Linked DNA regions of Mus musculus: region 1 is linked to region 2. A link is a contact called in ENCODE Hi-C or POLR2A ChIA-PET data. All regions are on one chromosome and are shown on one strand. The core of a region is the stretch at or near the end of the contact, and the rest is flanking DNA. Distances in the headings are between cores, read along the strand shown. Region 1 holds the start of Ice1 (interactor of little elongation complex ELL subunit 1). Region 2 overlaps Ice1 (interactor of little elongation complex ELL subunit 1).

Evidence for each region. Hi-C counts contacts between places; a loop is a spot of excess contacts on that map. ChIA-PET counts read pairs that join two places held with the same protein, here RNA polymerase II (POLR2A).
Region 1: a loop to region 2 is called in a map of gastrocnemius, with 2.3 times the contacts of the local background. The contact joins the promoter of Ice1 here to the enhancer-like site in region 2. A Hi-C loop is called at or near these places in 1 of 37 maps with a recorded cell type or tissue (gastrocnemius). POLR2A ChIA-PET finds 5 or more read pairs at or near these places in 1 of 5 experiments (Patski).

What each region holds. Positions count from the first base shown.
Region 1 is chr13:70,635,716-70,640,540 of GRCm38, reverse strand. It overlaps Ice1 (interactor of little elongation complex ELL subunit 1), which reads left to right and starts at 2,907. Exons shown (of 19, transcript NM_144837.3): 1 at 2,907-3,024. The coding sequence starts at 2,944.
Region 2 is chr13:70,588,461-70,593,473 of GRCm38, reverse strand. It overlaps Ice1 (interactor of little elongation complex ELL subunit 1), which reads left to right. Exons shown (of 19, transcript NM_144837.3): 18 at 803-901; 19 at 3,662-4,785. The coding sequence ends at 3,873. Among named protein-coding and RNA genes, the nearest start is that of Gm36267, 17 kb to the right of the region's middle. Within about 2 kb of position 3,022, at least 1 of the 3 ENCODE cell types and tissues checked has a DNase peak (open chromatin) inside an H3K27ac peak, as active enhancers do; it is gastrocnemius, where a contact is called at or near this core.

The DNA.
Region 1 (4,825 bases), core at 1,658-4,157, 47 kb before region 2:
AGAGCATTTCAGAAAAGAGACAAGCATAGGAAGTGTGCTGTGGCAGAAGGGTAGCACCCAGCTTTGCAGGCCTCTGCAATGCATTGCTGGGGTTTTGCCAGAATGTACTAGAGTGAGAAGATGAGGGTTTCTTCTCGGCTAAGGCAATATGCATTAACAATAAATAAATAAAAATAAACCCAACCAGCTGGGCAATAAAATTACTATGAAGATAAATCTGTAGGGATCAGAAGTAAGAATTGAACAATTGTGAGGGTCAACCTCCATCACCCTGGTTACAACATCACAAGCAACTTGGTGATTGGACCTATGTCCTGTGGCTTGTAGGAGGCTCAACTGGATGGTTTGGTGTGCTTCACATGGCACACTGTTCTCTCATGCATCTACCCTTTTGCCCTTCTCTAACTGTCCCAGGAAAAGAGAAAGACAGACAGACCGACAGACAGACAAACACAGACACAGACACACACACACACACTCACACACAGAGACAGAGAGAGAGAGAGAGAGAGAGAGAGAGAGAGAGAGAGAGAGAGAGAGAGCACAAGAGCATTCTAGAGAGGAACCAGTGTCCTGGCTCTCAACCCCACTGTAAGACCATTGATCCTTGTATCCACAGGAATCCCATGTTGGAAGAAGGAAATGGCTGAAGCCAAAAGCCAACCAGAACGGAAGCCTGTATCTAGACAAAGATTTTTCTCACCGTTTTGGCAGCTTGTCAGATAGCCTTTCAGCAGAAGCTAGAGCAGACACAATAGTGGGTTTATGATAGGAAGGACCACAGCTACCGTGACTACCCATGCATACTTCCTGCTCTCTACTTAAACCTAAACCCAGGTCAGGATTCTGAAGATGGGCTTTGGATCAGGGCTGAGGTTGGGGAAATCTTTTTTTTTTTAATTACTGGATCTTTCTTCTTCCTAATGTGACCACTTTGGAGATATCTTTTTCTGCTTTTAACTATAAAGTATGCCCTTTAATTGGCCTGTTGAGGTTGGGTGGCCAGACCTAGCTTGTTAGTTGGGGATTGACTCTGACCCAACCAAAACCCATGTTCTTCTTGTAACCTTACACATTCTGTTCGCCAGCCTCTGAGGAAACCTGGACCTTCTACACAGACTGTCAGGTTATGGGCCTGTCTTGCTTGGGTGCAAATAGCAATGACAAGGCATTCAGCTATTTCTGGGTATCTATATGGTCTTTCAACGTCAAAGAAGATAGCTTGAAGACAGAACAGGGTGTGAGGGTTTTGAGTTGCATTTTCCATCCCGAGGCTTAGGACAGATGTGCAGGGTCTGGATGCCCTCTTAATAAATTATAGTGGCTATTCCTGGTTGTCAACTTGACTATATCTGGAATGAACTACAATCCAGAATTGGAAGGCTCACCTGTGATCCTAATCTGGTGGCTGGGAGATACAAGTTTCTGACCTGGATCTTATCGTGGAGATTTTTTTTTTAAGATTTATTTATTATTATATGTAAGTACACTGTAGCTGTCTTCAGACACACCAGAAGAGGGAGTCAGATCTTGTTACGGATGGTTGTGAGCCACCATGTGGTTGCTGGGATTTGAACTCTGGACCTTCGGAAGAGCAGTCAGGTGCTCTTACCCGCTGAGCCATCTGACCAGCCCCTATCGTGGAGATCTTGAGGCATATACTGGCTATGAATCCCAAGAGATTAAGATTGGAAGCTCTCTGAGTTCAAGGTCATCTGGGACAAAGCAAGTCCCAGATCCAGGCATGGTGACACACACCTTTAATTTGGGCCGTATCTTCTGCTAGAGACCTACATAAGGACATTAGATGAAGAAAGATAGGCTCTCTCTTCTTTGCCTGCTTGCCCTGTGGAACTGAGCAACTGCTAGATCGTTGGACTTCCATTCACAGCTGCTGCTGACCATTGTTGGCGAGTTGGACTACAGAGTATAAGTCATCAATAAATTCCCTTACTATATAGAGTCTACCCATAAGTTCTGTGACTCTAGAGAACCCTCACTAATAAATGCAACACTGTTGTTGAGATTGGGACTTTGTAACCAGAAGATGAGGAGCCGCCAGAAACTTCCTAGTAGACAGATACTGATGGCAACAAAGTTTCTGAGGAGAGTGGATACAATGCTAGGATGTCAGCGAGAGTTCAAGCCCTGATTTCAAGTGGCTTTTAAAGCTGAATGAGGATTTCTTCTTTCCACCTCTCCAGCCTAAGGGTGAAGATGACTGGGAAACCGGCTCGAAGGGGTTTGTCTGGTTGGCTGCGTGCAGACACACCCCACACGTTAGTAGCAGAGCATGGAGCCCTAGAGGTTGGCCTCCAGGCGGTGCTCACCCTGCCGCTGCGAGGCACTCCGGGAATTGTAGTTTTTCTTCCGCTCCCTGCCTGTCTACTGGGAGAATAGTGCAGTAGCTCTGCAAGAAGCGTTCGCACTTTCCAAACCCAGGCTCGGGTCCTCCTTCGGTGGTCGGCATGCCAATGACATCGCAAAACCCCCGCCCCTTGGAGGCTGAAGGGATTTAGGCGTCTACACAGGGCCTGTAATGAGGCAGCTGACAGATGCACAGACAGTTCGTGAAGGCAGGCCCTGGCTCTTGTTCATCTCTTCCAAGATGTGTCCTAAGGCTTTGCTTTTTGTACGACCACGCTTCGTTCTGGCTTTTTGATCAGGCGGATCTGCGGGCAGCCCCGACGGGGGGCGGGGCTGGGTGGGGCGGGGACCTCGTGTGCTGTCGTCGCTTTGGGCCCTCGGGGCTGCGCCGCTCTCAAGTGCCCTGGGCTGCTTCGCTGGTCTGAGCCCTAGGCCGGCTCCACGGGGACCTTGGCGCACGCATGGACCTGCCCGCGCCCGGCGGGAAGCGGCCAGGCTGGCGGTGGCTGGGGCGGCGGAGCAGGGCCGAGGCAGCGGGCCCCTGAGCGCGCGCCCTGCAGGCCGGGCCGCAGCACCATGATGCCCGGCGAGACGCACCCGGCGGCGCCCGGGCCAGCCGACCTCGCGCGGTGTCAGGGCTGCGCCTCCCTGCAGCAGGTACGCAGGATCCCTGGCTGACCCTTTTGCGCCGTTTTGGGGGCGGGTGCCGGTGCTTTGTTTAATCACGGACAGAATTGGTTCAGCTGCTGCGATGCCGGCGGCGGACAGAGTGAGCGTGCTCTTCAGGACTCCTCGTCTTCCCGACTCAGGGTTTGCAGGGCCCAGTTTGGTTGGTGGGTGACGCTGTCTACGCGCGGAGGGAATCTTCCTCTCTGTGATGAAGGCCTCCTCGCACTCCTAATTATTTGTTGTTTGAAGGCAAGGGTTTTATGTTGCGTGCCCAGGTCGCTAGACTTCCAAGATTCCGGAACGGAACTGCATTTTAGCTTACACGTATCTATTAATATACTGCCAAGCTTAGCTTTTGTTAAGTAGCATGTTAGTTGTCTGATTAAAATTGTCCAATAAACATACGTGGGTCTAGGTAGTTTGTTACAGTGTCATGTCCTGTTCTTAACAATGGATCGCTGCAGATGGGTTCTAGGTTTTACTGATGCAATAGAAATAGTCCCCAGTGCTCAGGGCTGGAGACTCGCACAGCTTTCTGTCTTAGAGTTCCATTCACCTATTGTCAGTGGCAAAACGGAACTTGCCCTTGCTCCCGTTCAGTTCATCCCCTTTCTACCCAGTGTTCTAAGCACTGTTCATATTCTGGTAAACCACCTGGACACGGATAAGATGAACGTGCGCAAGTACGACTCGACAGGATTTTAGATGTTGGGAAGGAAATAATGGAAGATGTCAGGGGGTTCTGGTGAGGTGGTGTTGAGGCAGTGGGAGTTGTGAATGTTGAAAAGTAGCTCTGGAGATCGGTTTTAACAAGTGGGACGGTTTCTTGATGTTTGATGAGCAAAGCCTGTGGCAGCCTCGGGGTTGGTGAGACGAGATAAGGGATGCAGACTAGCTAGCTATCTGTGGAAGTTTGCTTTTTATTGTAAAGTGCAATGTCTCTGCGCCGATTCGTATGTTCTAGTTGCTTGGAGAATAGGAAATGGTTTGGCACTCTCATAGAGAAGATGGAGAGTCAAGCCATGTTGTAGCTAGGCCACATCGTGTAGGCATCTTATAACCCTCCCCTCCCTTAAAAGATTCTGAATGGAACGCTTCTTTAATGGACCATATTTGTGTTTTGAGCCTATTTACTCAAATTTTTTGATCCCCTGCTAGTTTATAACAATGTACGCAAAGAGAAGAGGAAAGTTACATTAGAAGCAACATATTGGTAACAAACAGGCAAAAGTAGGAGGGGAGAGTGGGTAAGGACCAGGCTTTTGGCTGCTGAGATTTTCTGGTCTTTGGAAAAATCGTATTTGAACAAGGTTATAGGAGAGCGAGTTCGGTTGATTTCTTTGAAGCCCGACATCCTAGTGGATGCCTCAAGGCCTGGGGTAGTTGCTTTCCTGGTGTGCTTGAGAAGACCGGTGAGGCCACAGCAGACTGAAGATTTAGGATTTGCAGAGGTCAGAAGAGCCAGAAGAGCCCTGGTTGTGTGGTTCTCATACACCCACACCGTTGTATGAGCTTGGGCTTCTCTGGATGAGGTGGTGGTGAATCATTGCAGGTATTTGAACAGACAGCTGTGTGACCCATTCTTCTTAGCCCTCTGGAGAGCTGCATTCACACACTGCTCACCAGGAGTCCCTGTCCTGTTGAGTGAGCAGTGCCATTGATTTCTTTAGGTTGCTTAGGCCAGAAACTGGTGGCTATCCTGGTGCCTTCCTTCTTTGACAGCCTGCATCCAGTCCGTTTGCTGGGTCTCTTGTTCCCACCGCCTGTCTTTATTTTGGCCTGGAAGCTG
Region 2 (5,013 bases), core at 1,773-4,272:
GACCCTCCCTCAGAGTGTGCAGTCAGCCCTGTGCTCTGTCACCATAGTCTGTTGGTAAGGCCACAGGCTTTCTCTGTTAACCTGGTAAATTTGCCTGTGTTATATTTGCCTGTGGTGACTACTACTTAAGTTCCATTTCTGCATTCCTGTCTGTCTTAGTTAGGGTCTCATCGTTTAGTTAGTGAAGAAACACTGTGACCAAAGCGACTTGGGCAGGAAAGGATTTATTTGCTCATGATTTCCATCACAGATCATCATCAAAGGAAGTCAGGACAAGAACCTGGAGGTAGGAACTGATGTGGAGGCTCTGCAGGAGTGCCGCTTACTGGCTTGCTCAGCCTGCTTTCTCAGAGAACCCAGGACCACCAATCCGTGGATGGCACCGCCCACAATGAACTAGGCCCTCCCACAGCAATCATTAATTAAGAAAATGCCTTATGGGCTTGCCTATAGCCTGATCTTATGGATGCATTTTCTCAATTGCAATTCCTTCTTCTTAGTGACTTTAGCCTATATCAATTGACATTGTAAGAAGGCAGCAGGTGTTTGTGCTTTCGCATGGGTACGAGGTGGTGAGCAGCACTCTGAGTGGCAGGGTGCATCGATTTGTGCTATGAGCCCTGTGGCCTCAGCTGTCTCACTGAGTGGTAGCCCACACTGCACTACAGGTCTTCAGGCTTAAACTATACCATGTATGGTGGGAAATGGAAAAAAATTAACAAAATAAGACATGAATTACAGTTTCCAGGAAATATTAGCCAACATTTATTGAACTCTGCTTTGCTGTGTTTTGTTACTTCAGGTCGATTAGGCCAGTTGGGTTTGAAGGAGGGGTTTCCAACTGCTGTGAAGAATATCAGCTCGGTTATTGGTATGTTCATACAACATGCTCAGGATGAAGGTAAGACTGTGGCTTTCATTACCCTTGAACTGTTCTCCCTTCATGTCCTGAGGACATGAGCCAGTCCTTCCAACTTAAATTCATGTGCTTTTGACCTTTTGTGGTGTGTTGTATCTTCAAGGGTCAGTTGCTCTGACGAGCAGTTCTTCCTCAAAAAAGGGAACTCTGCTCCAGGACTGGTGCCTTGTCATTCAGGAAGCATCCTGAGAATGGCTTACCACCTCTCACCCATGCATGTATGAGCACAAAATACCTGCTGCCTTCTTGGGTAGATAGTGTGCTAGCTAGTTCTGTGTCAACTTGACACAGACTGCAGTCATCTGAGAGGAGGAATCCACAACTGAAAAACTGCCCATGAGGCTGCCTCCTGGGCTGTATCCTCAGAGAAAACCTGCACAGCAGCCAAAGGGGAGTGTCCTGTAGCAGAGTGGGCCCTTGTGTTAACCATTATGGATTTCATGGCATATAATTTAATGTCTTATTTTTGTGGGTAAAGCTTAACTCAGAGTAACCCTTCGAATGATGAGTCTGGTGTCTCTTTTGAATATTGAGCAGTGAATGAATAATGTAAACAGCTTTGTACTAGATATACAAATTGACAGCTTAGACACCCGGTGGCACTGGGCTACTCCTAGCCACAGGTCTTTGTCTTCAGTTCTGGGTGGCAGGTCTGATGTGCGTGCCAGGCACATGAGTAGCAGCTGTAAGCAGTTTCTCTAGACACTGTCCTGCTGCTAAGGCAGTGTTCATTGCTTCCATAGGAAAGTGCTCTTGATGACAATTTGGATACTACTTGATATAAAAGGTAGTCAGGGTCATAGCTTGTAAGGTGTCTCACTAACATGTGCGGCCTGGACTGTGTTGCTGTCATGGGTGTAACCTAAAAGCCGTGTATATTAGTACATGCCTCCTAGCTCCCTGGAGGTGGAAAGGCACTGTCCTCATTTCATACACTAAATGCCAGAGGGAACAGTAAGGAGCCTGCAGTGCCTGTCACCCCTGTTGCTGCGGCCTGAGTGCTGCAGTCTGGAAACCTGCTTAAGGCTGTCAATGCCTCGTTCATGTCTCGTTGAGTCCTGACTCTGAAAAGAGCCATATGTATGCTTTTCTTGATTCTTCGGTATCAGGGAAGAAATTCTTCTAAATTCTCAATTAGAACTAACATGTAGACACATGGATTTCTCTGGCCTTTGCTTCCTATTTGAGGAGGGGAACCTTCCAGAGCTGCCCTTGGCAGAAAATGAAAATCTAAAATTTTTAAACACTGACAAAATACCAGAGCTATAAAATTCCTATCATGAATCTGCTAAATAGCATGAACGTATTAGTTTGTTATATTGGATTACCTTTGCTATGCATGTAAGGCATATATGGGTCATAAATGAATGTCATGGTTAGAGATTAATCCAATCTGTGATATGTGGATATGCATTTGCATGAGGGACACAGCCTGAAATTCTAATTTGCCTTGTTTATCCCTGCCTTGCTCATAGAAGATGGAGATACATGGCTAATAATGAACTTTAGCTCCTGAAACATTTAGAATTCAGTGAATTACATTAACTAAGTTATAAATTAATAAATTAGATTTTAAAAAGTAAACTTTTGCCAACATAATGATAATGGCACTCTGGTTAAACTACATCTGTCATAATGGCCTGGAGCCATGCTGGTCTGGAGTCACACTGGCCTAGAGCCACACTGGTCTAGAGTCAAACTGGCCTAGAGCCACACTGGTCTAGAGCCACAGTGGCCTAGAATCACACTGCCCAGGAGCCATGCTGGTCTGGAGTTATACTGGGTTTAGAGTCATGCTGCCCTGGGGCCACACTGGCTTAGAAACGCTAAGCCACACTGGTCTAGAGAAATGCTAAGCTAGAATCACACTGGCCTCTAGCCATCCTGGCCTAGAGCCACACTTGCCTAGATCTACACTGGCCTGGAGTCACACTGGCCTGGAGTTACACTGGTCTGGAGCCAAACTGACCTGGAATTAAACTGATCTGGAGTCACGCTGATCTACAGCCACACTGGTCTCGAGTCACGCTGATCTACAGCCACACTGGTCTCGAGTCTCACTGGCCTAGTGCCACACTGGCCTAGAGTCAAACTGATCTGGAGCCAAACTAACCTGCAGTTATACTGATTTGGAGCTATATTAGCCTGAAGTCACACTGGCCTAGAGTCACTGGCCTAGATCCATGCCGGCCTAGAGTCACACTAACCCAAAGCCACACTGATCTTGAGTCACACTGGCGTGGAGCCACACTGGCCTAGGCTCAAATTGGCCTGGAGTCACACTGGCTGAAGTTATTCTTGTCTGGAGTCACACTGGCTCAGAATCATAGTCTCATCTGGTGTCAGTTGACACAAGGGTAGGCTTTTGTATAAATGGACTACTTAGTAAAAATAGACTAAAGTTATTATGATTTTCATGTCTGTGCTGGAGGCTGAGCGTTTTGTGTTAGTTGGTGTTGTTAGAGGTTCCTCGTGTTTTTCCAGCTTCATGGGGTTAGAGGAGTAACCCCATGTAACTGGTAACAGCCAGTGCCCAGAGGGACAGGGAGCTCTTAGTTTTCATTTGTAGACAGGTCTTGAATGAACATTTTTGTTGTGAGACATTTTTCTTTGTAATGTGACTTTCTCATTAGTGGCCGCAAATAGTCCATGTCTGAGTAGTTTTCTTTAGGTCATACGCGGAGATGCTACCAGATGCTTTCTTTGTCGATGTATTATAACTGATTTGAAAATCCTTTTCAGATATCCCATGGGGTGTACAGCTTGCAGCTGTGTATGCCCTTTGTGACTTGAGTCCTAGCAATCCAGCAGAGATATCCAAGATTCTAGAAGCTTGGCGAACACAAACTTCCAACGCTATTCCATCCGCCATTGTCCACTGTTTGGAAGAGGTTGGCTCTCTGAGTGCTGATGGCTCGGCTGGCTGTACAAGCAAAGGAGACTCTGCACCCTGAGAGCTGGCTGTCAGCTCCCTGAGACAGGAGGCTTACCGGAAGGTCACGATCACTGCAGAGAGAAGGGCTTTAGCCAGCTCTACTGTAAAGCTCTTGCCTTCTTTCAGCAGAGAACGGCATGATGCAGATGACAGGAGCGCGCCTCGTGGTCTGATGAGGACAGAGGCAGGCAGCTGCATTTCCCCCTATACCACATGCATTTCAGTTATGACTGTATGGTCACAGACATATAGATTGTATTATTGTATCTTGGTCAAACAACAAAAACTTGAACTTAGCCCTTTTTATTTCTTTGGCTGCAAAAGTGTCCTTTTTAGTGGCTTTTAAAGGTTGAGTGGCATTTTTTATAATGATCTTAAACATACAAAAACATGGTTTGGTACCTGAGTCATTTTTAGAGTTTATGCTCAAGTAAATGGCTAGGCAAAAGCAAATTGTCTTTTAAAACAAGAACTAAGCAAGTCTCTCACTGTTGTAGCTGGAAATGGCTCCAGAGGTTTAACCACAGCATAGTGCGCAGCTACCGTAGTACCATAGTAGGACAAACTTGGTGGAAGTGTATGTGAGTGTGTTTCTTCCCATTTGTAAATGTCCTGAACCATAAATTACTATCAGGATTAACTGACAGAGCAAGACTCCCATTTGGCTGTGTAGAGATGGCCAGTCTGAGGGAGCATCAGAGCCCTGTGGGCTGTGTGCATAGGGACAGCTCTGTGGGGTGTGTGCATACAGACAGTGCTATCTATGATGTGTCTCACATTGGATGATATTCCACTTTCGGAATTTTTTTATTTGTATATAGAAATGGGTTTAATAACTCACTGTGATTCTGATTTGTCTTATATTCATCATTTCTTAAAACTCTTGTATGTGTTTTTATAATAAAAAATAAAAGCAAGCCATACACACTGTTGTGATTGTTTTATGTGGTGCTTGATGTCCCATCTGTAGTGCGGATGAAGATGTGTCCCAGACTGTGGAGTGTCAAATGGTTCTGTGTAGACTTCGCTATTCAGTTATAATTGCTGTCTATAAAGTCACACCTGACAATGGTTCTGGTGACTTGCATCTGTGTCTTAAGTAGCTTTCACAAACATGAGTGAGTGGGTTGCCCCTTTGGAAGTTCTTCTTTAGTGCCTC